Linked DNA regions of Homo sapiens: regions 1, 2, 4, 5 and 6 are each linked to region 3. The links are chromatin contacts, found by Hi-C or POLR2A ChIA-PET in ENCODE. All regions are on one chromosome and are shown on one strand. Each heading gives the region's core, a stretch centred on a gene start or an enhancer-like site at or near the end of the contact. The rest is flanking DNA. Distances are from core to core; before and after follow the strand shown. Region 1 holds the start of CERS2 (ceramide synthase 2). Region 2 holds the start of ARNT (aryl hydrocarbon receptor nuclear translocator). Region 3 holds the start of RPRD2 (regulation of nuclear pre-mRNA domain containing 2). Region 4 holds the start of RFX5 (regulatory factor X5). Region 5 holds the start of ZNF687-AS1 (ZNF687 antisense RNA 1). Region 6 holds the start of PIP5K1A (phosphatidylinositol-4-phosphate 5-kinase type 1 alpha).

The links. Hi-C counts contacts between places; a loop is a spot of excess contacts on that map. ChIA-PET counts read pairs that join two places held with the same protein, here RNA polymerase II (POLR2A). Pooled maps may share reads with other maps.
Region 1: a loop to region 3 is called in a pooled map, with 5 times the contacts of the local background. The contact joins the promoter of CERS2 here to the promoter of RPRD2 in region 3. A Hi-C loop is called at or near these places in 1 of 168 maps with a recorded cell type or tissue (B cell), 1 of 37 single-sample maps with no recorded cell type and 14 of 50 pooled maps. POLR2A ChIA-PET finds 5 or more read pairs at or near these places in 5 of 52 experiments (CD4-positive, alpha-beta memory T cell, H1, Panc1 and 2 more).
Region 2: a map of B cell shows a loop between it and region 3 (12-fold over the local background). The contact joins the promoter of ARNT here to the promoter of RPRD2 in region 3. A Hi-C loop is called at or near these places in 4 of 168 maps with a recorded cell type or tissue (B cell, CD4-positive, alpha-beta memory T cell, ascending aorta and 1 more), 4 of 37 single-sample maps with no recorded cell type and 19 of 50 pooled maps. POLR2A ChIA-PET finds 5 or more read pairs at or near these places in 3 of 52 experiments (CD4-positive, alpha-beta T cell, MCF 10A and Panc1).
Region 4: a map of CD8-positive, alpha-beta T cell shows a loop between it and region 3 (3-fold over the local background). The contact joins the promoter of RFX5 here to the promoter of RPRD2 in region 3. A Hi-C loop is called at or near these places in 1 of 168 maps with a recorded cell type or tissue (CD8-positive, alpha-beta T cell), 1 of 37 single-sample maps with no recorded cell type and 7 of 50 pooled maps.
Region 5: a pooled map shows a loop between it and region 3 (11-fold over the local background). The contact joins the promoter of ZNF687-AS1 here to the promoter of RPRD2 in region 3. A Hi-C loop is called at or near these places in 1 of 37 single-sample maps with no recorded cell type and 9 of 50 pooled maps. POLR2A ChIA-PET finds 5 or more read pairs at or near these places in 7 of 52 experiments (B cell, CD8-positive, alpha-beta T cell, CD8-positive, alpha-beta memory T cell and 4 more).
Region 6: a loop to region 3 is called in a pooled map, with 14 times the contacts of the local background. The contact joins the promoter of PIP5K1A here to the promoter of RPRD2 in region 3. A Hi-C loop is called at or near these places in 1 of 37 single-sample maps with no recorded cell type and 9 of 50 pooled maps. POLR2A ChIA-PET finds 5 or more read pairs at or near these places in 5 of 52 experiments (CD4-positive, alpha-beta T cell, H1, MCF 10A and 2 more).

Annotation. Positions count from the first base shown.
Region 1 is chr1:150,973,339-150,977,786 of GRCh38, forward strand. CERS2 (ceramide synthase 2) reads right to left here and starts at 1,497. Exons shown (of 11, transcript NM_022075.5): 1 at 1,281-1,497. It also overlaps a transcript of ANXA9 not described here. RefSeq lists enhancers at 1-646, 604-748, 3,647-4,150, 4,151-4,448, cis regulatory regions at 676, 3,507-4,420 and silencers at 852-1,341, 1,362-1,801.
Region 2 is chr1:150,874,648-150,878,923 of GRCh38, forward strand. ARNT (aryl hydrocarbon receptor nuclear translocator) reads right to left here and starts at 1,952. Exons shown (of 22, transcript NM_001668.4): 1 at 1,896-1,952. The coding sequence starts at 1,920. It also overlaps a transcript of LOC107985204 not described here. RefSeq lists enhancers at 1-17, 18-517 and silencers at 1,578-2,007, 2,011-2,284.
Region 3 is chr1:150,362,305-150,366,569 of GRCh38, forward strand. It overlaps RPRD2 (regulation of nuclear pre-mRNA domain containing 2), which reads left to right and starts at 1,843. Exons shown (of 11, transcript NM_015203.5): 1 at 1,843-2,615. The coding sequence starts at 2,411. RefSeq lists enhancers at 138-1,080, 1,061-1,130, 1,291-1,600, 2,351-2,630, 3,114-3,403.
Region 4 is chr1:151,346,002-151,351,002 of GRCh38, forward strand. It overlaps RFX5 (regulatory factor X5), which reads right to left and starts at 1,251. Exons shown (of 11, transcript NM_001025603.2): 1 at 1,210-1,251; 2 at 488-605; 3 at 204-332. The coding sequence starts at 319. RFX5-AS1 (RFX5 antisense RNA 1) reads left to right here and starts at 1,009. Exons shown (of 2, transcript NR_131972.1): 1 at 1,009-1,187; 2 at 1,631-1,890. RefSeq lists enhancers at 84-173, 513-1,712, 767-1,349, 1,316-1,665.
Region 5 is chr1:151,278,345-151,283,200 of GRCh38, forward strand. ZNF687-AS1 (ZNF687 antisense RNA 1) reads right to left here and starts at 3,585. Exons shown (of 2, transcript NR_135595.1): 1 at 3,199-3,585; 2 at 1,680-1,914. It overlaps ZNF687 (zinc finger protein 687), which reads left to right and starts at 3,955. Exons shown (of 9, transcript NM_020832.3): 1 at 3,955-4,051. RefSeq lists silencers at 2,835-3,175, 3,857-4,136, 4,417-4,576 and enhancers at 2,918-3,802, 3,297-3,496, 3,527-3,756, 3,803-4,688.
Region 6 is chr1:151,195,652-151,200,332 of GRCh38, forward strand. PIP5K1A (phosphatidylinositol-4-phosphate 5-kinase type 1 alpha) reads left to right here and starts at 2,901. Exons shown (of 16, transcript NM_001135638.2): 1 at 2,901-3,430. The coding sequence starts at 3,346. It overlaps LOC124904419 (a long non-coding RNA gene), which reads right to left and starts at 2,874. Exons shown (of 2, transcript XR_007066620.1): 1 at 2,800-2,874; 2 at 2,456-2,689. RefSeq lists enhancers at 2,999-3,198, 3,299-3,378.

The sequences.
Region 1 (4,448 bases), core at 247-2,746, 610 kb after region 3:
GCCCCAGGGGCAGGGAGACGCCGGTGGGTTTGAGAGACAGCTGGGGCGGTGTTGAAGGACACAGTGAGGGATCAGCCAGCCTATGGCCAGTGACAGGGGTAAAAGGAGGCCCTTCCTCCCAGGGGAAAATCTGGCCAGAGGCCCCAGTGAGGGAAGTGGGGGACCAGGGGAGAAAAGGATCCCTCTCTGGAACAGACTGTGCAGATCACGGTATGGTCAGCGCCAGGTCCTCAGGGACAGGACTGCAGGCAAGTCCTTACCCTTAGGAGCCCCTTTACATGTGCAGCCACTCACACCCCGGTGCGGTCATCCCGACTCCGGTATGCGGCAGCAACCGCCACCCACCCCTGCCCCAGCACAGATATGGGGGTGACTGCCTGCTGGAGGCCTGCTCGGACTCACTTCTCCAGGAACAGGGGCTCACTGCATTCGCCACGATCCTCAGAACCCCCTGAACCTGGGCCTGGCAACTCAGGTGACTGAAACCAGGTTTTGATGCCAGGAGCTAGGCTTAGGGAGGGAGAGACTCCAACTGCAGGCTAAAGATGAGTGCTCTACACCTGCAGTCAACCCACTTGCCACGGGCCTCTAGTGATTAACAAGCTACGGCCCAGAAAGCCAGTTCCACCAGGAGCTCCCTTGCCAGCCATCCACACCTCATAACGGTATGCCTTAGCCCTACCGGGCCGGGGCAGGCGCTCCGGGCCGCTCCTTCCTGTTTCCCGTTAAGCACATGGAAGCTCTGACCTCGCCTGCGAGGTGGGCACGGTGGGCCGGTAGGAAGAAAACGGGGCAGGGCCCTCCCCTCTCCTCCCACCCAAGCCACAGGACGCGTCCAGGCCAGGGCAACCCCGCGGGCCGCTGCCAGGGTGGAGGCTCTCGCGCCAATGGTCACCAAGCTCCTCCACTCCCCAACAAAGGGAAGCCCACGGCTCGGCCCCGTCGCCCGCAGCCCCCGCGTCCCCACCTTCCGCCCTACCTGTTGCCCGGGAAAGCTTCTCCGGCTCAGGGCGGCGCTGCCGCGGACACCGCGGCGCCAGGCCCGCCGGCCCCGGCCGCTCCCTTGAGGCGCTGCGCCCGCCTTACCCGGCGGCCGCCGCCATGAGCGCCCGCAGCGCCCCCCGCCAGCGCCGCCTCCCTCCTCGCCCCGGCCCCGCGGCCTTCCCAGCCCGACCCCTCCGCGGCCCCGCGACAAAGCGGCACCCGGGGCTCCCAACTTTTCCGCAGCCCCTTCCCACCCCCGCGCGGGGCTCGGGCGCCGGGCGGGGGCCCCGACTCACCCGGCGGCAGCGTTGGCGGGGCCGGGGCCGCTGCTCCGTGTACTCCGTCTGCTCGGGTGGTTGCTCCGAGGCCCCGAGGCCTGGCTCCCCGCGCCTCTCCTCCCTCTTCCGCCCGCCCGCCGGCCCGCGCCCGCCCTCGCCCTCCCTCCTCCGCCAGCCGCCGGCGCCGCCGCCGCCGCCCGCCGAGCCCAGTCGAGCTGAGCCCGAGCCCAGCCGGGAAAAAAAGGCCGCGAGCAGCCCAAGGGCCGGGAGGCTGGGCGTGACGGGAGGGGAGGGCGGGGCGGGCCTCTGCGCTGCGGCTGCCCCTTCGCCCCGGCGCGGGAGGCCAGACCCCAACCCTCCGCTCCCGGCCCCACAGCCGCGTCCACGCCCGTCACCTTGCGCTAGAGAAACCGCCGACCTGGGGAGGCGGGTGCGGGCTCCTTCCGCCACTTCGGTCTCTTTTCGGGGTGGGAGGTCTCCCACTGGGACCGACACAGACGCACTGGATGCCGCGGGGTCCCGGGCTCCGAGCGGCGGTGTCCCTGTCCCCTTACTCCTACCCACCCCCACCCACCCCCAACTGCTGTGCGGCCCCCGGTCCCCGCCAGGGTGGGCACATTCCCACTTCCAGCCCCACGGGGCGCGGGCGGAGGAGGGTGCAGCCCGGGGATCCTGCCCAAGTGCCTCGCGCCGAAGCTGAAAACCTCTCCAGGGCAGACCGAAGCAGCCGACCCTCGAGACCCAGTCGGAGCCTGCGATCACTCGGGCGACCCTCGCCTACCCCGCCGTAAAAGCCGCGGCCTTTCCACCTAGGTGCTACGGGACCTACCCCCGTGGCAAGGAAGAGCAAACCCGAACTTGCGCACACCCGGCGGCCCTGTCTGAAAGAGCCACCCCAACTTTTGTTTTGTAAAATGTATGAGTTTTCAAATGACACCACGTTTATCCGTATTCGATTTCGTGTTAAAAAGTGTTTTCCGGCCGGGCGCGGTGGCTCACGCCTGTAATCCCAGCACTTTGGGAGGCCGAGGCGGGCAGATCACCTGAGGTCAGGCGTTCGAGACCACCCTGGCCAACATGGTTAAACCCTGTCTCTACTAAAAATACAAAAATTAGCCGGGCACGGTGGCTCGCGCTTGTAATCCCAGCTACTCGGGAGGCTGAGCCACGAGAATCGCTTGAACCCTGGAGGTGGAGTTTGCAGTGAGCCGAGATCTCGCCACTGCACTCCAGCCTGGGCGACAGAGTGAGACTCCGTCTCAGGAAAAAAAAAAAAAAAGTGTTCTCCCCTTGGCCTGGCGCCGTGGCTTATGCCTGTAATCTCAGCACTTTGGGTGGCCGAGGTGGGCAGATCACTTGAGGTCAGAGTTCAAGACCAGCCTGGTCAACATAGCGAGACCCCCAACTCCTTTATAAATTTAAAAAAAAAAAGTTTTCCCCTTGAGTCGTGTGGTAAAATTACTGTTTCAGAAGTAATTACTGTTGGAAGATGCAACATGGTTTTCCTAGAAAGCTGGTCTTAACTCCTAACGTGAACGAGTGGTGACTAAGATGTATTTGAGGGCTCCTATACAGGGAGAGCTGCAGCTTACTCCATGGAGAGGTACTTTTGTCAAATTTCTCACCTAGATGAAGTATTGCCTTTTTTATGCTGTTGCAATCAGAGCCTCTGACAGTAGCTTGTTTCCCCGTTTATCTGGTCAAGTACTCGTAGGAAGGAGTGCAACCCCCACTAATCCAGTTGGAGGGCCCATCCCTCATCTCAGGCCCTTTCTGGAGGGTAAGGAGGTAGAGGCTGTCCGACCCAACTGTTTGTTCTGCCTCTCTTTTCAGGGGGACCCGCAGCCCTGACACACCATGGGAAAGATGAGAGTGGTGGCCCCTAACCAGCTCCCAGGGTTTCTCTAGGCTTTTCTAAGCCCCAGGCCTGCCTGATCTCCCAGTTTCCAGCAACCCCTCCAGCTGTGTTTTTCTCCTCCCTCCCTTATTAGCATATCTTCCATTGTATCTTTCTTTCCTTTCTTTTTTTTTTTTTTCCTTTGGAGAGGAGGTCTCACTCTGTCACTGCAGCCTCGACCTTCCAGGCTCAAGCTATCCTCCACCTCAGCCTCCCAAGTAGCAGGGACCACAGGCGACGCCACCATGCCCGGCTAATTTTTGTATTTTTGAGATTTCACCATGTCGCTCACGCTGGTCGTGAACTCCTGAGCTCAAACCATCCACCCGCCTTGGCCTTTCAAAGTGCTGGGATTACAAGCATGAGCCACCTTGCATCCCAATTGTCTCTTTCTACCCCCTTGGAACTCTCCTCCTTCAGCCTTCTAATTCCAAAGTTCCCTCTTCCTTTCTTCAGTGCTCTCCCCAGAGTCCTTATCTGCTACACACCTACACACCTTTTTTCCAGCATAGTTCCAGGGCTCTTTGGGCCGCAGCTCACCTTCGGGTCTCTAACACTCTCCACACCTCCGTCCTATTCATCTTCCTTCTTTTAGTTCTGAATCCCTTTCTTGTGGTTTTCCTAAGTGCCAGGCTTTCCTGTAGTCCCTACCAGACTTTTCAAATGCTTCCTCAGGAGAACTGAAGACTGGTTAACTTTTTTTTCTTTTTTTTAAGATAGCAGTGGGGAGGGGAAGTTCTGGGGCAGAAGTTGGATAACCAGGGCCTGAGAAATAAAGATAAGAGGGTATATTCCTCCCCCAGGAGACAAAAGAGAAGGTGGATGGAGAAGGGGAAACTGGGCCTCAGCCAGCACCGGGATGATGCGACCAGCTTTGTCAGCACGCTTGGGGAGCATACACACCGCTTGCCTTGGCTGGACCGGAGACTGTGATCACCACCCTTCCAACCCATCCCCCAACACGCAGGCTGGCATGGCCACGCCCACAGTGCCCCAAGTGCTGCCTGCCTTGCAGTGACTCACTTCCTCTGTATGGGCTGCTGAACTGTCCCAAGGAGAGGACAGGCCATCTCCAGGCCTTCAGCCCCGAGTTTAGATATCTGGGCAGGCTTTGTGGATGGGCAAGCATACAGGGAGCCCAAATGTGGAAGGTAGGTTTTTTCAGGTCAGGTGGAACTGTTAACACTGAAGCCTATTTGGGTAAGAAGCAGAGCCTAGCTAGTACCTAATGGAGATTCAGGGGCCAGGAGTATCGGGGAGGAAACATTTCCTAACAGAGAGGTAAAATA
Region 2 (4,276 bases), core at 702-3,201, 510 kb after region 3:
ACTGCACTCCAGACTGGGCGACAGAGCAAGGAGCAAGACCCTGTAGCAAAAGAAAAAGAGGGGAGAGGGGACAGGAGAGAGGGGAGAGGAGAAAGGAAAACAAAGAAAAAGAAAAAGGAAATCTAAAAATTGCAGAAGCAAGCAGCCAAAGCATAGTAAACAAAGCTGTTTCATTAACAAGGATTCTGCACACACACATACACACTAACATATGCTATTTTCTGCTAAGATTTAAGCTGATATTGATCAGCTTATGAAAATATGGTCAAGAGGCTGTCATTCTGGTTGCTGTTGTTCAAAAAACAAAACAAAATAAAGCAACCCCACCCACACAGCTGGAAAAAAGCTTCTGACATATGAACTAAAACTTGTTTACCCAGGCCACTTCTTAATAAGAGAAATGCTTTGCAATTTAACTAGGGTTATATAAGTATTTTGCAATGTGTGATCAGTTAAAAATCTTGTTTATTTATTCCATAGTTCACAGATAGGTTATATTACTACAAGGTCAGGTTTGACATAACGGCATTTTTCCTGTTTTATAGTTTTATTCTATCACTCAGCACTTCCTGCAATGTAATTTTTGCGATTAATTTTACCTCCCTTTCCTTCAAAAAAAATTTAAAAGATTAAAAAAAAATGACGTGACAAATTAACCATTTCTTAAAATAGCTATTCCCAGAAACACGGTAGAAAAGAAATTTCAGTGATTCAACTGTCCTATCAAAATCTGGATATTGCAAAATCATACTGCCTTTCAGTAACATGAAAAAAAATCTAATTTAAATTTCAACGTGGGGATGGGGGTAATCACTCCTACTGTTTTATTTTCAAGAAATTCTCCGCCCCACGCAACACACACACATATCTCAAGGCCCTTTTTAAGGCTATCAAATATATTGGTTTTTGGAAAAGGATAGACTTTATTTGGCAAGAATAACCAAGGTCTCCAAGATAAACTAGACCCCTAAAATGAAATGCCTTCTAAAGAGGAATAACTGTAACATAGAGGAAAGAGGGCTGGGACTAGTAATTTGAAGATCTGATCTCTCTAGAACTGCACTACACCCTACTCCATCTCTTAGACAAAACAGACCAAACCTTTTTGATATTTGATTATTTTTTGAAATTGAGAAATGGTGTGGAATCAAACTTTTCTGAAAGAGTTTGGAAATTGCCTCGACGTAGGCCTAACAAGATTTAAACCTGGGGCTGTGGAACTAAAGACCTGTCCGGAACCATAACCATTACACAAACCCCTGCCCTCAGCAGGCAAAGACCTACAGGCCCTCTTAACACAAGATCTAAGTTTCAAAGTATAGTCCGGGGACGGAGACGGGGACGGGGGTTGCGGGTGGGAGGTAACAGCCTAAAGAAACGTCGTATATATCAAAGAATGTCCATTTTTTATTTTTTAAATTAAAATCTAAACCTTTAAATGTTTGGAAGCAACGCCTCAACTAAAGAGCAGTGTGGTCCAGGGTTTATGAATCCAAACTACTCTTAAAGTAAACCGAGACACTCTGCCTACAGTTTTCGGCATCAAGCGGCTCCAGCGGGCAGAGGGTTAAAAGAGGACCACATCACAGACCAGACGCCGACCGAGGAGTGAGGGCGGGCCAGCCCCGCACTGGCTGCCGCTCCAACGGAGGTCAGGACAGGGAGCCCCCCTCAACTCCCACCTGCCCCCTCGCTCCCTTGGGTATACTCGAGTCTACCCAAGTCCCCGGGATCGGGCCCCTCCCCAGGTCACCGCTCCCCCACCGTCTCTCGCGGCCCCCGCCCCGCCCCGGCGCCTTCAGCTCCAGCTGCGTCCCCTCAGCCCTGGGTCTCCTTAGTTGTCAGCCCCTTCGGCCCCTCCCCTTTAGAGGCGCCCCAGTCCTCCGTCTCCTCACCGGGGTTGGCAGTAGTCGCCGCCATGGCCGCAGATGCCACCGCCGCCGCGCCACCCCCCCCCCCAGTGGGAGGAGCCGCCGCCACCGAACCGGGAGGGAGGGGAAAAGAAAGGCCACTCCCCAGAAGCGGCGCCTGACCGCCGCCTCCGCTACCGCGGAATCCAAGATGGCGGCTTCAGCAGCCCCCAGCATCCCAGCCCCTGCGGCGGGGAGACCCCGCCTATATAGTAGGCGGAGTCAACACACGGCCAGCCTCCTAAGAAAAATTGACCAATGAAAATGCCAAATCGTCCAAGGGCAGGGCTACTCACTGCGCCAGCCAGTCCAGTGAAGGGAGGGCGAGGAAGAAGTCCAGCTGTCTCCCTAATCTCGCCCTCCTTGCGTAAGAGGTCAATGACCGAGTAACGTCATTGAAATGCAATTAAAATGGGTATTTTAGGCTGGGCGCGGTGGCTCGCGTCTGTAATCCCAGCACTTTGGGAGGCCGAGGCGGCCGGATCACCTGTGGCCAGGGGTTCGAAACCAGCCTGGCCAACATGGCGAAACCCCGTCTCTACTAAAAATACAAAATTAGCCGGGCGTGGTGGCGCATGCCTGTAATCCCAGCTTCTTGGGAGGCTGAGGCAGGAGAATCGCTTGAACCTGGGAGGCAGAGGTTGCAGTGAGCCGAGATAGCGCCACTGCACGCCAGTCTGGGCAACAAGAGCGAAACTCCGTCTCAAAAAAAAAAAAAAGGATATTTTACTAAAAACCTTCGCTTGGTGGTGGATTCGTCTGAGTGGTTGCCGTGCAGACAATGTATCTTGTAAATCCTCTTTAGGTGCTAAAGAGCACCTAAACATCACATGGTGATTTGTAATCCTTTCCAGTTTTTTTCCTCTTTTAAGGACTTTTGTCCCTGGTGAAAAAGTTAAATGACTAACTTTTGAATGCCTGCTATGGAACCGGTAGTCTAAAAGGATCCAGGTGTTAACGGTTTGGTATGGGAGATATTGCCAGCCAAAATTGGAGGCAATAGATGAAGAAAGTAATTTGAGAATGGGTAACTTCTTTGGTCAGTGACAGGGACAGAGTGAGGAGTTTTGTTTGTCTGTTTTTGAGACAGAGTCTCTCTCTGTCGCCCAGGCTGGAGTGCAGTGGCGCAATCTCGGCTCACTGCAACCTCCACCTCCCCGGTTCAAGCAATTCCCCTGCCTCAGTCTCCTGAGTAGCTGGGATTACAGGCGCACGCCACACGCCTGGCTAATGTTTTTTGTATTTTTAGTAGAGATGGAGTTTCACGACGTTGGCCAGGCTGGTCTCGAACTCCTGACATCAGGCAATCTGCCCGCCTCGGTCTCACAAACTGTTGGGATTACAGGCGTGAGCCACCACACCTGGCCAGTGAGGAGTTTTTAATAGGGAATCAATAAGATGATGGCTGTGCAGATTTATTTTCTTTTTTCTTTATTTTTTTCTGAGACGGAGTCTTGCTCCATCACCCAGGCTGGAGTGCAGTGGTGCGATCTTGGCTCACTGCAACCTCTCCCTCCCGGGTTCAAGCAGTTATCCTGCCTCAGCCTCCTGAGTAGCTGGGATTACAGGCGCGCACCACCACGCCCGGCTAATTTTTGTTTCCTGGTAATAGGAAGCATTGAGCTATTCGAGGTAGGCACTGTCCAAAATGCTTTATATGTATTTACTCATTTAATCCTCACAACAACGATGAGGTAGGTTCTACTGCTATTTCCATTTTGCAATTAAGGAAACAGAAACAAAGAGGGTAAGCAAGGGACATCCAGCAGGTAAGTAATGTGGGAGGCAAACTAAAGGAGTCTGACACTGGAAACCTGTTCCACCCATCCCCCTATTTTAGCACTACAATTTTAGCACTACAAAGTACTTCCATTTTCATGTATCGCTCACAAAATGTTTAATACAAATTTAATTAAAATTTTAACAAAAATCCCATTATGCTATTGAACAGCTTTGCATTCTTAGAAGTTGTATATGTACTGCGCAGATTACATTGATCCACTTATTTAGTTTACTGCAAAGGTATTTTAACATAATTTACATATTATTGTTTACATCTGTTAAAATTTCATTTTTCTTTCATTTTGTTGTTATATTTATAAGTCACCAAAAAGAAAAAAATCATCCACCCAAAAGAAATACATTGGCTGGGCTGGGCGGGGTGGCTGTAATCCCAGCACTTTGGGAGGCCAAGGAGGGCGGATCACAAAGTCAGGTGTTCGAGACCAGCCTGGCCAACATGGTGAAACCCCATCTTTACTAAAAATACAAAAATTAGCCGGGCATGGTGCCGCGTGCCTGTAATCCCAGCTACTCCGGTGGCTGAGGCAGGAGAATCGCTTGAACCTGGGAGGCAGAGGTTGCAG
Region 3 (4,265 bases), core at 593-3,092:
GGTATAACACCAAGAGCGAACCCTAATGTAAACTATGGGCTTTGGGTGATAATGTGTCAGTGTAGGTTTGTCAGTTGTAACAGATGTATCGTTCTGGTGCGTGACATTGATAATGGGGGAGGGTATTCATGTGTGGGGGCAGGTGGTATATGGAATTCCTTGTGCTTTCCACACAATTGCCGTGAATCTAAAACTGCTCTAAAAATAGTCTATAAAAAAGTGGGTCTTTGGCTAGAGTTACAGAAAAAAAAAAAATGTGGGGTCAGGACCAGGCATGGCGGCTCAAGCTTATAATCCCAGCACTTCGGGAGGCTGAAAGCAGGAGGACTGCTTGAGGCTAGGAGTTTGAGACCAGCCTGGGCAACATAGGGAGACTCCCCCTCTCAAAAAAATGTTGTTGTTGTTGTTTTGTTTTTTTAGCTAGGTGTGGTGGTGCAGGCCTGTAGTCCCAGCTACTTGTGCTGCTGAGGCAGGAGGACCACTTGAGTCTGGGGGATTGAGGCTGCTGTGCGATATGATAGTGCCACTGCACTCTAGCCTTGGCAGGGACAGAGCGAGACTGTATTTTAGAGCCTTTGCACTTGCTGTTCCTAATGCCAGCATGTTCCGCTCCCCGTCTCGCATATCTGCTTGGTTGCTTTTTTCTCAATGTTCAGATCGAGTTATTTCTTTCGAGAAGACTTCCTGGTTCACCATACCACCATTCTTATACTGGCGCGTGCGTGCCGTGCACACGTACACACACGCGCGCACACACACACACCCCTTTCTCCCTTACCCTGCTTCACCTTTTTACAGAATTTAATACTGTCTGAAATGTACTTGTTGGTGGTGTCCTGCCACTAAATCCCGGAGGGAACGGATTTTTGTCTGTTTTGCTCCCCATGATCTAAAACAGTACTTGGCACAAGAGGTTCAACAACTCGTTGAATTAATGAATAGTGGACATGAACTTGACAAAACAGGTTCCCTGCCTCAAGAGGCATGGCCGCAGTGAGGAGACGTTAAAAGAATTAAAACTGTATATGTTTAGTGGGAACACAGGAGCCTTTAAATTAGCTCAGAGGATTTACATAGATACCTGCGATAAAATGGTTCGTATAAGGTTCATATAATAGTTACGTAAGACTCTTGAAAACTGTAATGTATTATGCAATTTTAAGATTGTATCATAGCTGGCGAAAATGAGGTCACATCTTGCCATTCTTTTTTCGCCTCGAAAAATTTTATGAGGAAAATTTCCTTTCACTTCCTCATTTATTTCCTTTTCCTGTAACCTAAATGGTCAAGCGGCTGTGAATGTTATCTTCTATGGGCAGCAATAAATACGGTTTGGTGTCGGAGTCTGCGTAGTGAATGGCTCACTGGATCTGGCGCATGCGCATCTTTTGTGGTGCCGCAAGATGGCTGCCAGCCATTTTGTCGCGCGTTGCTCCTCCGAGGAGTTGGGGGCGATGGCTGCAGCCCCCTGAAGACTAACAGTGGTCTCAGTGGTGGGAATTTTCTGTCTCTGTTGTGTGAGCTGAACACACCCAAGAGAGCGGCCAAAAGCAGCAAAGGGCGGGGCAGGGGAACCCCCCCACCCGGCTAACCTTAGTTATACCAGCTCCCTCACCCATCCCTCCCAGTTTTTCCTTCCATCCCGTTACACGCTTATCTTCTGCGCAGGCGCAAAAATAATCGTAGCGCCTCCTGGGCCCTGGGGGCTTCAGAGCTCCTGCGCGCGCTTGTGGTTCTCCACTCCTGATTGGTCAGGTTGCCCCGCCATCACGCCTCCCTCTGCTTTCAAGGTTGAGAAGGAAGCAGGGGTAGGGGGGTGGGGCCAAGTGGCGCGTGCGCGATACTGTTGCTGCCCCTTTGCTGCTATTGCGTTGCAAAAAAAATCCTGACTAGGTAGCCTTGGACCTTTTCTGTGCTAGCGAGTCTAAAGGAAAGAAAGATTTCTGCAACTGAAGGGGCAGTCGGGTAGTATTACATTTAAGATATTAACGCCCGACCTGGCTCACAGGAGTGTGGGAACAGGGGCGGGGAAGGGCCTTAGCACTGAGAGCCGAAAAGTATAAAACGATTAGTTTCGGCGTCAGGCGTTTTGAAAGGCTTTGCAGGTCCTGTTTTCTGCGTAATTTTTCCGTGATTACTGACTGGTTTAAACACGACCCCTTGAACAATATTGATAAAACCTCCGAGACCCGCAGCCCCTCCTTGCAGCGTGTAGGAGCTGCCAGCGTGCCCAGCAGCTGGTGTTCCCGTCCGTACCTCCAGAAGAGCCCAGCGCGTGCACCATCCCCACCCCCTAGCTTCCCTCCCCACCTACGGCTTTCACGCACTCGCAGTGATTGTTTTGCCCGCTCCCGCCGCCGCCGCCGCCGCCGCCGCCAGAGGAGCAGCAGCGCTTGTGCAAACCGGGAAGATGGCGGCCGGCGGCGGCGGAGGCAGCAGTAAGGCCTCCTCCTCGTCGGCCTCTTCGGCAGGGGCTCTGGAGTCCTCGTTGGATCGAAAATTCCAGTCGGTAACCAACACCATGGAGTCCATTCAAGGCTTGTCGTCTTGGTGTATAGAGAACAAAAAACACCACAGTACTATCGTCTATCATTGGATGAAGTGGCTCCGGAGATGTGAGTGTTGGGGGTGACTAGGGAAGGGAAGACTGGGGAAATGGAAGGAAGTGTGGCCTGAAACGCTTGGGGTTTTCCCACGGAGCCGCAGCATTTGGTTGGGGTTGTTCACATTAAAGGTTTGACCCCAGTGGTCCCAAACCCAGACTCCATTCCTAGCCAGGATTGTCCTGAATTGCAGGAGACTCATTTCTTGGGTTTTTTAGCCATTGAATTGTTGTGACCTTGGGCCGTTGGGCCCAGATCCATGGAGATTTACGTATATTGTTTTTAATATTTCAGAGCCTTGTAAGGTGTATTGATTTTTCCGAACCTTCGCGGAAATTGTAGCGTCTGTTTATTTCTTACAGGCCTTGACGTGTTAATGATTTCTGGCTTTCCTGATGGTAGGCGAGCTGTGGTTTTAAGCAGTAGTAAATCCAGTGATGTTTAATGAGGAGTGCCTTGTCTGGATGAATGTATCTAAAACTTGTGATGTGTAGTAAGGAGAGCCTTACCTGGATGAATGTTAAGAAGCAGCATGAGCTCTACATAGATCTGAGGCACCACCGGGTTTTCCCTGTACCTGTGTTTGCTGCAATAAAATACAGGTTTCTTGGATACTGACCAGAAACAACTGCGATACAGTAGTCAGTATCATCGTTAATACCTTCAAATATAAAGCGTGTCCAGTTCCTCTTTTTTTTTGAGACGGAGTTTTGCTCTTGTCGCCCAGGCTGGAGTGCAGTGGCGCGATCTCGGCTCACTGCAACCTCCACCTCCCGGGTTCAAGCGATTCTCCTGTCTCAGCCTCGCGAGTAGTCGGGATTACAGGCGCCCGCCACCATGTCCGGCTAATTATTTGTATTTTTAGTAGAGACGGGGTTTCATCATTGTGGCCTGGCTGGTCTCGAACTCCCGACCTCAGGTGATCCACCTGCCTCGGCCTCCCAAAGTGCAGGGATTACAGACGTGAGCCCCCCGTGCCCGGCCCCGTTACTTTTTAATTACCTGAAATACCTTTTTACACAATTGAGTTGATCTCATGGGTAATGTGCACAGGAAATGTGCTTTTTGAATATGTAGTACCTTTTTCTCCAGTTATGTTTTTTTTGTCTTTATCCTGGAGATTTTTCCATTTTGCTGCTTTACTGCAGAAACGAGCTCTGTTAAAGCATGGATTGTTTGCAGAACGTTTCAAATCTTATAGGAGGAAGTGTGGAGAAGTTACTGTTTCCTGCTGAGAAGAGAGGGTTAACTCATACTCCATATACATCTATTAGAATTTTTCTTTGCTTCCTGCCTGCGGCATTTCACCAGTGAGACCCATCATCCAGTTATTCTGCCTTATTCCACTTCTGCCATTGCTCCTGTAGTGTTTTGATTTGTTTACCTTTTAGAGAACAGATAGATAAAACTTGCAAAATTATAGGCCCCATGCTTCGAACTATTTGTGTTTAAAGTTTTGGGAGGGATGTTTTGTGGTTCTTTGAATAATAATGCAGAGAAATTAGTAGATACCGGACAGAATTACCTGTGTTTACCAATAACCGATCAAAGAGTTATTTTCTTGCCCAGAGGTAAAATTATAACGTGCAAAAACATCAAATATGATAACAGTCATCATTGAAGACTCACATGTTAAGTATCTGCTATGTGCCCAGTCATCTC
Region 4 (5,001 bases), core at 1-2,500, 980 kb after region 3:
TTTCCCTGTCTCTTTATCTGACTGCTAGGGAGGGAAAAGGACTGAAATGCCCAGCAGGTGCTCAAGAATTGCTACCATGGCCAAAAATCTCCCTCTGCTCCCATGCCCTTGCTGAGAGGCAGTTCATCTACAGCCAAAGTGAAGTGCTGCAGGGATCTATACTCAGGTCTTGGACAGGACTTGGAGATGTGATGAGTACTTACGAAATGGTACCTCGGAGCCTCTGAAGAAGGGTGGTAGGTTCCCCAGCCTCAGCACCACCTGGGGGGGCCCTTCCCCCAGTCTTGGGGCTCTTAGCATCAGGCTCATCTTCTGCCATCCCGGCATGAGGGCTAGAATTGAGAGGGACAGGCATAAAGATGTAACTCACACTGGCCTTCCCTTCCCCAGAAGGCCCCAGGGCACTCCTCATCTCTTTACCCAGAAAGGCAGAGAAACAGAAACAAAGCCTCCGAATTTCCCCGGTGGTCTTTTTCTCACCACTTGCCTTCTCCGAAAATTAGAAATTATTCCATTACTTCGCCAGGCCCATATATGCCCAAAGAGATCTTTGCCATCTCCATTCTATCTGCCCCACCTTTCTGAAGTCTCCTAAATCTGGAAAACTGTAAAGGAAGAGATAGGGGGATTGGGAATCCATGTTAGCAAGAAATTTTCATTTCTGCCTCTGACCCCATACTGCCCTCCTCCCCCTCAAAAACAACAATAACAGCCACAAAACAAAGTTCTCTAATTCTCAAAAATACTCCTCACCATTGCATATGCCTGGGAGGTCAGAAAGGATACGAACATATTCTGCCCTTCTAGGCTTGGAAAAAAAACTGGGCCCAAGTTCTCATTACTTAATCTCGCCACGACTTCCCCCGCTGCTCCCCCTCCCCACGTCGCCGGCCCCTACGTCATCTCCCACAACAGCCCATCCTGAGGCGCGCCCCCACCTCCTTCCCTTCCCCCTCCATTCAATCCCCGGTTTCTGCAAAGTGGAGCGGGGGTGGGGCGGGGTAGCGGAACTCATGCGCTGGGCGTCAGAAACCCGGCAGGGGAATGGGGTCCCAGATTCCGGGCACGTGCACATGGGTGAAGAAGCTGTTGAAAATACAGCTACAATCTTTTTCTGCTCTCCTCCCAACTCATCTTGCCCCTCCCTACCTCTGAACAGTCGCCTTCCAACACAAGCAACAATAAAGGTAAGGGAGAAAGAGAAACTACCTCGTAGCCACCTTCACTCCAGCCCAGCCCCAAGGTCCTGGCCCAGCCGGCTCGTGCGTTGCTTTATTTTCCTTTTTCTGAATGGTTGTAACAGCCGCGATCTGCCTAGATACACGGGCGGCCTGCTCTGTCATTGGTCACTGCTGCCACCCGGAGACAGAAGGCGCCGGGCTCGTACCGGCGGCCGCTGAAGTCTGCCTGGTAACAGAATCTGATTGGTCAATAGGGGAGGGAAAATCCAAAGTTGGTCTTATTTGAGTCAAGAGGGGGAAGTCCGGGTTGGGTTTCGGTTAAAACTGGGGTCGGTTGGGACTGCAGGTCCCAAGAGGTTCTTCTCTTAAAGGGACCGCAGGATGAAAGAACGGGCGCTCGGCTCCCTTTGGAACTGTCTTTTCTTTTGCCCTCCCCTTTTGTGTTTCAGTTTAGTCTACGGTCCTCAGAGCTGCCGGAAGAGAAGAATCAATGGATGATAAAATAACTAGACAATGATGGGTAGGAGTGATGGAAGTTCACTGTAAGCTCCTATAACCCCCCATCACCATCACCACATGCCTAATACAACCTGCAGACACACTTACTCGCAACAGACCTGCAATCTGGGCTCTCTTTTCCTTCTTGATGGAGGCCTCAAAACCTCAGCAGTTGTACCCATTAAACTAAAATGCTTTTTCCCTCTTAGTATTTCTTGGTTTCCCGTGTGTACTTTACTTCCAAAGAGTTGCAAATGCATTTGCATCCCCATAGTTCTGCAGTCGGTGAACCCTGGAATTTTGATGGACTCCCACGGGGGTGCTGGATGCCACAGGAACTTTTTACACTCAGGGAACATTGTACTGAATAGGTCATGGGTTCTTAACCCTCTTACTTAAGACATTTTAAGGTTATGAATCAGACAAAAGCAATGGACCCTCTACCATGAAAAATGCACACAGAGACCAAGTTTTGCATCTAATTTCAGAGAGGTCATGGACTCCAGGTTGAAAGCCTCTTACATGGATGTATTTTGTTTTGCGCAGCGGTCATGTTACAACCAAAACTGTATTTGCCATCCTGACATCTAATATGTTCTCCAGGCTCATCATTAATGTGCTTTTGTAAAGAAGACAGTAGTGCTGCCTGAGCTCATCACCATTGCCCTTTACAGCCTACCTTTCCCTATTATCAGCTTCTATGAGTGCTGGGGGAACCCAGGAGATTGTGGAGTTGGGGCAATAAGGATATATTGGCAAGAGGTTTTCTTTTTTCTTTCTTTCTTTCTTTTTTTTTTTTCTTTGAGACGGAGTCTCGCTCTGTTGCCCAGGCTGGAGTGCAATGGCACGATCTTGGCTCACTGCAACCTCCGCCTCCTGGGTTCAAGCGATTCTCCTGCCTCACCCTCCCGAGTAACTGGGTTTACAGACGTGCATCACCACGCCCAGATAATTTTTGTGTTTTTAGTAGAGACGGAGTTTCACCATGTTGGTCAGGCTGGTCTCAAACTCCTGACTTCAGGTGATCCACCTGCCTTGGCCTCCCAAAGTGCTGGGATTACAGGTGTGAGCCACTGCACCTGGCCAGGTTTTCTAATAACAGCTAAAATTTATTTGGTGTTTATTAGGCCAGGCGCGGTGGCTCACGCCTGTAATCCCAAAACTTTGGGAGGCTGAGGTGGGCGGATCACCTAAGGTTGGGAGTTCGAGACCAGCTTGACCAACATGAAGAAACCCCGTCTCTACTAAAAATACAAGATTAGCCGGGCGTGGTGGCGCATGCCTGTAATCCCAGCTACTCGGGAGGCTGAGGCAGGAGAATCACTTGAACTGGGGAGGCGGAGGATTGTGCCATTACACTACAGCCTGGCAACAAGAGCGAAACTCCGTCTCAAACAAAAACAAACAAAAATTTATTTGGTGTTTATTAGGTATCAGACACCATACCAAATGCTAAACACCTCGTGTAATGCTCACAGCAACTCTCTGAAGTAGGTACTGTTACTGTCTCCATTTTACAGATGAGGAAACCAATGTGGAGAGGTGAAGGGACTTGTCCTTAGTCATATATGTAGAAAGTGCTAGAATCAGGATCCAAAGGCAGGCAGTCTGCCTCAAAGCTGATTGTTTTGAGCACTGCCTTAGACTGCATGTATACATATTTGCAGATACTCATAAATAAATATGGGTATAACGGGCTGGACATGATGGCTCATGCCTATAATCTCAATACTTTGGGAGGCAAAGGCAAGAGGATTGCTTGGGGCCAGGAGTTTGAGACCAGCCTGGGCAACAAAGTGAGACTCTGTCTCTCTCTAAACACACACACACACACACACACACACACACACACACACACACACACACACCACACACAGCCAGGTGTGGTGGTACATGCCTGTGGTTCCAGCAACTTGGGAGGCTGAAGCAGGAGGATCACTATTACCCATGAGTTCGAGGCTGCAGTGAGCTATGATTGCACCACTCTGTCGTGCAGCCTGGGTGACAGAGTAAGACCCTGTCTCAAAACAAACAAACAAACAAAAAACAAAAAAAAAGCCGGCTGGTGTGGTGGCTCATGCCTATAATCCCAGCACTTTGGGAGGCTGAGGTGGGCAGATCACCTGAGGTCAGTTTGAGACCAGCCTGACCAACATGGAGAAACCCCGTCTCTACTAAAAACAAAAAACAAAAAACAAAACAAAAAACAAAACAAAATTAGCCAGTCGTGGTGGTGCATGCCTGTAATCCCAGCTACTTGGCAGGCTGAGGCAGGAGAATTGCTTGAACCTGGGAGGCGGAGGTTGGGTGAGCCGAGATCATGCCATTGCACTCCAGCCTGGGCAACAAGAGCGAAACTCCATCTCTAAATAAATAAATAAATAAATAGCAAGCCAAATATGGATATAGACTGATGGAAAGATAGCCCTAACACCACTGTTTGGTATGAAGGAGAACCTAGAGCACTTTGGTTGCAAACAGAGTTTTGGGTAAGTTATCTAGCTTAAAAATTTGCAGATAACAGGGAAAAACTGGAAGCTTTAGTAAGGGGGGAGAAAGTATCATAGTACATAGTACCTAGTAAAAGAGATGATTTTGACAGCACTATAGAAGGTAGAGTTGAGTGAAAGAAAAGGCTAGAGATAGGAAAGAGGAAACTATTAATTTATGCCAGGCATTGTGTTAAGAGCTAGGGATACAAAGCTGAATAAGGTATGGTCCTTGCCTTGGGCAGTAACAATAAAAATTGTCCGGATAAGCATCATATAACAGCAAGTATTTATACAGAGCCTAATATGTGTTGGGGCCCGTTCTTTTTTTTTTCGAGACGGATTCTTGCTCTGTCACCCAGGCTGGAGAGCAGTGGCGCAATCTCGGCTCACTGCAAGCTCTGCCTCCCAGGTTCAAGTGATTCTCCTGCCTCAGCCTCACAAGTAGCTGGGACTACAGGCGCCTGCCACCACACCGGGCTAATTTTTTTGTATTTTTAATAGAAACGGGGTTTCACCATGTTAGCCAGGATGGTCTCTATCTCCTGACCTCGTGATCCGCCCGCCTCAGCCTCCCAAAGTGCTGGGATTACAGGCGTGAGCTACCGCGTGCGGCCTCAGATAGATACTATGATTATCCCCATTTTACAGGTGAGGAGACAGGCATTGAAAGGTTAATAATTTGCCCAAGATTACATCATAATTTAGTAAGCTATGGAGCCAGGATCTGCACCTAGGCTCTTTGCGTTGCAGCTTTTTTTTTTTTTCCTTTTTAGACAGAGTCTCACTCTGTCATCCAGGCTGTAGTGCAGTGGCTCCACTGCACTTGGCTC
Region 5 (4,856 bases), core at 2,335-4,834, 920 kb after region 3:
CTTTGTTTTTTTTTTTAAATTGTTTTTGTTTTTAAATTAATACACTTTATTTTTTACAGCATTTTTAGGTTTACAGAAAAATTGAGCACAAAATGCGAGTTCCCACACATCCTCTCTCTCCAGTTTCCCCTATTATTATTATTATTTTGAGACAAGGTCTTGGTCTTTTGCCCAGGCTGGGGTGTAGTGGTGTGATTACAGCTCACTGCAACCTTGACCTCCAGGGCTCAGGTGATTCTCCCTCCTCAGCCTCCCAAGTAGCTGGGACCACAGGTGTGCACCACCATGCCACGCTACTTAAAAAAAAGTTTTTTTGTAGAGATGGGGTCTCTCCATGTTGCTCAGGTTACTCTATTATTTATTAATATCTCGCATTAGTGTGGTACATTTGTTACAATTGATGAACCAATATGGAAACATTATTATTAAGAGACAGGGTCTCACTTTGTTGCCCAGGCTGGAGTGCGGCAGCAGGATCGTAGCTCACTGCAGCCTCAAACTTCTGGGCTCAAGGGACTCTCCTGCTTCAGCCACTTGAGTAGTTGGGACTACAGGTGTGCGCCACTGTACGCGGCTAATTTTTCAAATTTTTTGTTGATCCTCCCGCTTTGGCCTCCCAAAGTTCAGGGATTACATGTGTGAGCCACCATGCTCACAGGGTTCACTCTTTGTGTTGTACATTCCATGGCTGTTGACACATGTATCCACTATTACAGTATCACATAGAATAGTTTCAGTGTTGTAAGAGTCCCCTGTGCTCCATTTATTTATTCATCTCTCTCCCTCCACCTGAACCCTCAGCAACCAACCACTGATCTTTTTACTCTCTATAGTTTTGCCTTTTCTAGAATGTCACATAGCTGGAATCATACAGCATGCAACCTTTTCAGATTGGCTTCTTTCACTTAGTCATATGCATCGAAGATTCCTCTGTCTTTGCATGGCTTGATAACTCTATTTTATTCCTTGGCAGCTACCATTTCTAATATTTATTGTTTGTCTTCTCTTTAGGAATGTGTGTTTCATGACAGGGCTTCTTGTCTGCTTTGTTCATTGCTACATCTCCAGTACCTGAAATAGTACCTCCTTCCATGGTTGTGGTAAGGACTACGTGAGTTATTAATAATATGTTTATTAATAAAATAAATAAAGTTTTTCTGTGTGTGTGTGTTTTTTTTTTTTTTTTTTTTGAGACAGAGTCTCGCTCTGTCTCCCAGGTTGGAGTGCAGTGGTGCGATCCCGGCTCACTGTAGTTTTGACTTCCTGGACTCAAGCGATCCTTCCATCCCAGCCTCCCCAGTAGCTGGGATCACAGGTGCCTGCCAACACCCCTGGCTAATTTTTTTTTCCAAATATTCTGTAGAGGCAGAGTCCTGCTGTGTTGCACAGGCTAGTCTCGAACTCCAGGGCTCAAGTGAGCTACCCACCTAGACTTCTCAAAGTGCTGGGATTACAGGCGTGAGCCCCCCAAAATATTATGTGTATATGAGTAGTAATTGTTATTCCGCATAGGGAGACCAGAAGAGGAGGTGGAAATGGAATGCCGGTTGGTTACATCGGGTTAGGGACCTTTAATTAGTTGCTCAGAGAAGGAACAGCACCTGAGCAAATGCACAGGATGCAAGGCTCCGGGAGAAAGGGCACACTAATCCCAACTGCCAATTACTTTACAAAGCGTGTTTACATTCTAAACTCATTTAATTCTCACAAAAATAATATTGTCAGGTGGGTATTATAATCCCCGTTTTACTCATGAGAAAACAGGATCTGGGAGGTTGAGCGACTTGCCCATTGCGACCATAGGGCAAGTGGTGGCTCCAGGATTCCCATCCAGAAGTTCTGATTCATACTTCAAAGGAGCTCGGAAACTCTCCGGGTGCGCCGGGGAGTCCTGGTTCCGGTGTCCTGGGACTCCTGGGCAGGGTAACGAAACCACTTTTAAAAACTTTGCCGGGCCCGGTGGGTCACATCTGTAATCCCAGCACTTTGGGAGGCCAAGGCGGATGGATGATTTGAGGTCAGGAGTTCGAGACCAGCCTGGCCAATGCGGTGAAACCCCGTCTCTACTAAAAATACAAAAATGGCCGGCCGCGGTGGCTCATGCCTGTAATCCCAGCACTTTGGGAGGCCGAGGCGGGCGGATCACGAGGTCAGGAGATCAAGACTATCCTGGCTAACACGGTGAAACCCCGTCTCTACTAAAAACACAAAAAATTAGCCGGGCATTGTGGAGAGCGCCTGCAGTCCCAGCTACTCGGGAGGCTGAGGCAGGAGAATGGCGTGAACCCGGGAGGCGGAGCTTGCAGTGAGCCGAGATCGCGCCACTGCACTCCAGCCTGGGCGACACAGCGAGACTCCGTCTCAAAAAAAAAAAAAAAAGAAAAAAACAAAAATTAGCCGGGCGGGTAGTGTCGCACACCTGTAATCCCAGCTGGTCGGAAGGCTGAGGCAGGAGAATTGCTTGAGCCTGGGAGACGGAGGTTGCCGTGAGCCGAGATCCCGCCACTGCACTCCAGTCTGGACGACAGAATGAGGCCCCGTTTCAAAAAATAAAAAATAAAAAACTTCGCCAAGGTAGGGAGTAGTGGCTCACGTCTGTAGGATTGCTTGAGACCAGCCTGGGCAACATGGCAAAACCCTGTCTCTTCAAAAAATAAAAAAGTTAGCAGGGCGATTTGGCGCTCACTTGTAGTCCCAGCTACTCAGGAGGCTGAGGCGGGAGGATCACTGGAGCCTGGGAGGTTGAGGCTGCAGTCAGCCGTGATCGCGCCACTGTGCTCCCGCCTGGGCAGCAGAGTGAGGCTCTGCCTCAAAAAAATTAATTAAAAAATAAAAACACGCCGTTAACGAGCGGCTGCGTGCGCGAGGTGGCACACTGGGCTTGCATACGAATTCTGCCAGTGAGTGCTATTAGAGCATCAAGGAGATTCATTTTCCGAGCGACTCCTCCCTTTCCCCCGCCTCCAGGGGGCGTGGCAACAAAGCGCGGGAAAACTCGACCTTGACCCCACCCCCACTCCATGCTGGGGGCGGGGAAAAGGGGAGCCCTTAAATGGGAAATGGAGCTGGCGGTTCCCCCCCCAGCCCATACTTAGGACGCCTATCAGTTGCTCCTTTAATGCCTCTTTGGAAATGGCCCGGCCACGCCAGCACTCCTACGTCACCTCCCCCGCTTCCGGTCCGCGAGCCCTTCCCAACCTTTAGGTCCCGATTCCTTCCATGCTCCAAATCCCGTGCCCCGTCCACGCCCTCCCGCAGAGGGAGGAGCGACGGGTTACGCTGTCGCCCAGGAGCTGAACCGCGCGAGGACCCCATCCATCAGATTATATGGCGATTTAGACGGTGGGAAGACCGCAAGGAAATGGTCAGCGGATGACGTAATGTTTGGGGTGGCGTCCCATTCTGTAACTTCTGTACGGCATCAGTGACACGGGTTTAGCTTGAAACAGCGCAAAAGGACCTACACTTCTGTGCTCCACTCCGACTCAATGCGGTTCTGCTCTCAGTGCCCACCACACAGAAGCTGGGTTCCTTACATTCGCGAAAGTGAACTGCAGCTTCAAGCTTCGAGCGGCCAGTAGGGAGCGAGGGGCGGAGACGCACCTGGGTGCTCCCCCTTCCAGTAGGCAAGCTGGGAAGCAGGCTGGCTTCTTTCTAAGCGACAGTGGCGGAGGCCAATCGTTTACGAGACTCGTAGATGGGGCAGACGGACCCCGGCGCAGCCAATGGGGAGAGGTATCTTCAGAGGGCCTCGGCCCCTTGCCCAATGAGCATAAGAGGACTGTGCGGGGCTAGTTCCGAGCGGCAGTATTTAGGGCCAACCCAGTGCGGGGCTGGAAGGGGCACAGGGCTGAGCGACGGGGGCAAGGGCCAATGGCGAGTGCGAAAACGGGCAGCCCAGACCTGGAGCGCGGAGGGAGGAGAGGGAGTGGGGAGGCCGAACCGGAGAGAAGCAGGAAGTAGCGGCGGCCGCGGGGAGGGCGGCGGTGGCTGCAGCGGCTGGAGCGGGGTAGAGACCGCCGGGTCTCGGCCCGCACCAGGAGCGGAACAAGTAAGCGTGCCTGGGGTAAATACCCGCCCTTGGCTCCGCCCCCTTGGGGGGGGCGGGTAAATACCCCCGCCCCTCCCCCACTTGGTCAACTACCCCCTTCTCCGCGCCGCCCCCTGGGGCGGCTTCTAGGAAGGCCCAGACACCGCCTCCATCCATTGGGGCGGATGGGCGAAACTCCTGGCCTGTTGTAAGCACAGTCCGTAGCCGGGTAAACCCCCAGGAGGGTCGAGAACCCCAGGTCCTGGCGCCCCCGGCTCGAGAGGCACCCGAAGTGCGGCCCGGAGATTGAAGGCTGCGGGATGTCGCGACCTAAAATGGTGTCCGTTCCCGGGGATGGGGGCGGGGGACCTGGGCCAGGCCGGAGCAGAACCTGCACCCCGACTGGGTGCGGGTCAGCGTCCGGGCCCGGGCAAGACTCAGGCTTGCGCCCCCGGCCCCCTGCGCACCCCCCGATCAGTCTCCAGTCTCTAGCGAGCCTCCGGGAGTGCGCGGCGGGAGGAGGCTCCGCTGCGCCCGGAGGGGAGGGGACGAGGTCCGAGTTGGGACGGACCCCAGCTAGAGAGCTGAGAGTCGCGCAGAGACCGTCCCCTCTCTCCTCCCCTCTTTCCAGCTCCCCACCCTATCCTGTGTAGTCCTGGGTCCCCAGGTGCTGCGCAGCAGCTCCCAAAGGGCCTGGCCTGGCTGAGGCCCGGCCTTCGCTTCGCACGCCGGTGCGAGTGAGAGAAGGGCCGCGCGCCTCAGTTTCCCTTGTAGTTTCTCATGTGTACACCCCGCCCCCTCCTCGAAACCCAGGACTTGCTCCCCG
Region 6 (4,681 bases), core at 1,651-4,150, 830 kb after region 3:
GAGGCAGGAGAATCGCTTGAACCCGGGAGGTGGAGGTTGCAGTAAGCCAAGCGCCACTGCACTCCAGCCTGGGTGACAGAGCCAGACTCTGTCTCAAAAATAAAATAAAATGGAATTCACAGATTAGCTCACAGGGAGAAGATTCCTCTGTTTGACTGCGTTGGTCATTCTGGGATTTATTAGTCTGTTTCCAATTTTAAAATCAGAAACAGCTTTACATCAACACCAGCCGATTTTTTTTTTTTTTTTTTTTTTTTTTTTGAGACGGAGTCTCGCTCTGTCGCCCAGGCTGCAGTGCAGTGGCACGATCTCGGCTCAGTGCAAGCTCCGCCTCCCAGGTTCATGCCATTCTCCTGCCTCAGCCTCCCGAGTAGCTGGGGCTACTACAGGCGCCGGCCAACTCACCCGGCTAATTTTTTGTATTTTTAGTAAAGACGGGGTTTCACTGTGTTAGCCAGGATGGTCTCGATCTCCTGACCTCGTGATCCGCCCGCCTCGGCCTCCCAAAGTGCTGGGATTACAGGCGTGAGCCACCGCGTCCGGCTACACTATCCGATTTCTAAAGTAACTCAGGAAATGGTAGCAATCCTATGCCTTTTCGGAAAACAAGGATAATTTATTCAACAAATATTTATTTATTGAATACCTATGAGCCAAATCCTGTGCTCAGTGTGCCCCTCACTAGTTCCTGTCCTGTTTAGTTGAGTGGAGGGTATAGGTACAGGGAATTATAAAATACTTCAACACAACAAAATTCCACTGCTGTGGAATTACAAACAAGATTTTGTCTACTTTCGGTGCCCAAAGGAAGACGAATAATCCAGCAGGTGGCAGCAGGGAAACAATTATCTTAGATCTTCATAAGGGAGGAGTAGAAGGCTGCAGTAAATGCATGGGGATTTTTTTTTTTTTTTTTTTTTGAGTTGGAGTTTCGCTCTTGTTGCCCAGGCTGGAGTGCAAAGGCGCCATCTCGGCTCACCGAAACGTCTGCCTCCCAGGTTCAATCAATTCTCCTGCCTCAGCCTCCGGCGTAGCGAGTAGCTGGGATTACAGGAATGCTCCACTACGCCTGGGTAATTTTGTATTTTTAGTAGAGACGGCGTTTCTCCATGTTGGTCAGGCTGGTCTTGAACTCCCGACCTCAGGTGATCCGCCCGCCTCGGCCTCCCAAAGTGCTGGGCTTACAGGCGTGAGCCACTGCGCCCGGCCTTTTTTTTTTTTTTTTTGAGACTGAGTTTCGCTCTCGTTGCCCAGGCTGGAGTGCAATGGCGCGATCTTGGCTCACTGCAACCTCTGCCTCCTGGGTTCAAGCGATTCTCCTGCCTCAGCCTCCCGAGTAGCAGGGATTACAGGCACCCGCCACCACGCCCAGCTAATTTTTTGTATTTTTAGTAGAGACGCGGTTTCACTATGTTGGCCAGGCTTGTCTCGTACTCCTGAGCTCAGATGATCCACCTACCTCGGCCTCCCAAAGTGCTGGAATTTCAGGCGTGAGCCACGGCGCCCGGCCTGCATGGGGATATTCTATGGATGTTCGGGTCCTAGGTTACTTTATGAGGACCCACAAGACATCTGGAAAGAGGATAACCAGGTCATTCTGGGGGTTACAAAACCTGTTTTTTTTGTTTGTTTGTTTTGTTTTGTTTTGAGACAGTTTCGCTCTGTCGTCCAGGCTAGAGTGCAGTGGCGCGATCTCCGCTCACTGCAAGCTCCGCCTCCCAGGTTCATGCCATTCTCCTGCCCCAGGCTCCCGAGTAGCCTGGGACTACAGGCGCCCGCCACCACGCCCGGCTAATTTTTTGTATTTTTAGTAGAGACGGGGTTTCACCGTGTTAGCCAGGATGGTCTCGATCTCCTGGCCTCGTGATCCACCCGCCTCGGCCTCCCAGAGTGCTGGGATTACAGGCGTGAGCCACCGCGCCCGGCCACAAAACCTGTTTTAATGGAGTTATTTCATGGGCCATGAGTTTGAGAGGATCTATCTGACCGACTCTTACCCCGAATGTTTTACCATTCCTCTTTATTTATTCATTCCACAGATAATTATGGAGCCCCTACTATGTACGAAGTCACTGGAGGAGCTGGAGATACAAGAGTGAACCAAACACAGTCCTTGCTCCCCAGAAGTTTTACAGTCTGCTCAGAGAGACTGGTCTTCCCACCAGGGTTCATAGCCTACGGGGTACTTTGTTAAAAACGAGCAGTTACTACGAAGACTACAATGGGAGAAATTTTTCTGTGTATCTCCATGCCCTTTGGAGCACAGATAATTGACAGTTGGAGGCTAAAGGGGTTGGGTCGCGGGAAGGTTGTGATAAGTCCCTGATAGCCTCCCGTGCCCTTTTTTGACAGGTCTTCACTGATTCATGCATCAAATATTTACTGAACTCCGTCACTGTGCAGTGCCTAACTTTGTGCTTGAGGCAAACAAAACACAGATCTATTTCGAATGCCATTCCGAGGAAGGTAAGACATGCACGCACGTTTAATCAAATAGTAAACAAGAGTAGTAAAACAGGAAAAAGACTAAGAAGAGTTCTTGGTGGTATTAAATGTTTTGTGATATTCGACACCTTAACGTCTCTGACTTGACACCAGTACTCCCGCAGAGAGTTCTTTCCTGGGTTAGGAATTTCAGAGGACTTGGCGGACCGACTCTTGTCCCGAGTTCAGATCACTCGACCCAGTCCTAGCAAAGAACTGAACCTAAGAGGACCTGCCGAGCCACCGTAGGGACTGTCGGCCAACCCGCGCGCGCACATCTTCCACCCGTGGACTCGTCAGGGCGTGAGGACCCACCTCACGTGACCATTAGCAGCCTCCCGATTGGTTTTGCTCCTTTTTTCTCCCCAATGAGTGGGCTGATGCCCCGAGAAGGTCGGGCGCATGCGCAGTGCTCGGATTTTTTGCTTGGCTACCCGGAGTGAAGCGGCCGGGTTGGGCGATTAACAGGCCGTGGTTAGGAAGGACGGAGAAGGGGCGTTCGCTCCTTTGGGACTTTTCATGCCTCGTTTTTTTTTCAGATGTGGCTTGGTCTGGGCGCAAGGTCCCAGCAGCCAGCTTAAGCTTACTCTTCTGTGAAAGGGGAAAGTATCCCCTGTGGAAAGCGGTTAAACTTGTGGAGGGGGTGCGGGACGTGAGTTCTTCCCCATGCCAGGCGAATGGTGTGGCCTTGAGCTGGTCCAGGAGCCGGCTCGACGTGTCTGAGGGAGGCCCCGGAGGGGGCGGGGAGGTGGCCCACAGAACGCGGGTTCTGTAAAGAGACGTTGGGAAGATTCGATTCCGAGAAGAGGAAGAACCGGATTGAAAGAGAGCCAGGCCGCTGAGGGGGAGGGGGCTGCTAAGATGGCGTCGGCCTCCTCCGGGCCGTCGTCTTCGGTCGGTTTTTCATCCTTTGATCCCGCGGTCCCTTCCTGTACCTTGTCCTCAGGTAAGCCCGGCAGGGCGTGGGTAGGGAGCTGGTGAGGAATATGCGATGGGAGGAAGAGCGAGACCTAAGAGGGTACCTGTAGCTGGGAATGTCCTACGTGTTACCGGTAAGTGGGCGCGAGCTGGGCTTTCAAATAGGGATTTATGAGCGGGCAGGAGTTTGAGGAAAGGATAAGTTTGATTAAGAAGTTGTCGAAAACTTTGGTTGTCTTTGAGGAGGACGGATGGAGATTGAAGGTGGGGGTAGGGTGGCCCGGCGCGGTGGCTCACGCCTGTAATCTCAGCACTTTGGGAGGCCTTGGCGGGCGGATCATTTGAGGTCAGAAGTTCGAGACGAGCCTGGCCAACATAGAGAAATCTCGTCCCTACTAAAAATACAAAAATTATCCGGACAGTAGTGGCGTGCATCTGTAATCCCAGCTACTTGGGAGGCTGAGGCAGGATAATCCCTTGAGCCTGGGAGGCAGAGCTTGCGGTGAGCCGAGATTGGGCCACTGCTCTCCAGTCTGGGCGAGAGAGTGAGACCCTGTCTCAAAAAAAAAAAAAAAGAAGTTGCGGTAGGAAACAAGAGAAACGGAAGGGAGTAGAGAAACTAAGAAAGTAAATGGAGGCCTAAGAAGTAGAGAGAACTACTTAGTGTGAGAGGCAGGTGGAATCTAAGTTGATTGTGGGCTAATTGGATGAAAATGTTGAAGAGAAGCCATGGGACTTAAAAGATATCGAAAAGTTATTGGACGCTTTCGATTTCTGGAGAGGTAGGGAATCGTGAATTTTGTTGGGTGGGCGGGAGTTGTTGAAGCCATCTTTTCCCTCAGATACTCCCCCCTAATGTGTCACCCCTTCTCACTTCGCACCCCCACCCTTAGGGCCGCACAGGCACACAGACACACATACATACTTTCTCAGACTAATTCCTTTGGTGATTCCCAACTCTAAACTGCCCAACTTTGGGAAGGAATGGAAATTTTGAAGAGAGTCTAAGGAATGTAGGAAATTAAGGTCAAAGACCTTAAAAACAGATGGGAAAGATGGAATGGAGTCTTGAATTGCAGTAGAGACTGCGAGAAGTGATGTTTTGGAAATTAGGCCTGAGAAGAAGAAAGATGGGTGGGGGGGTGACTGTAAGTGTTGTGGGGGAGTATTGCATAATAGAAAAATGGACTGGAAGAATGCTTACGCTGTATCAGGAGATTGGAATTTGGAGAATGGAGCCAGGTTAATGTAGAGAGCTCAGCGTATTAATAGTTAAAAA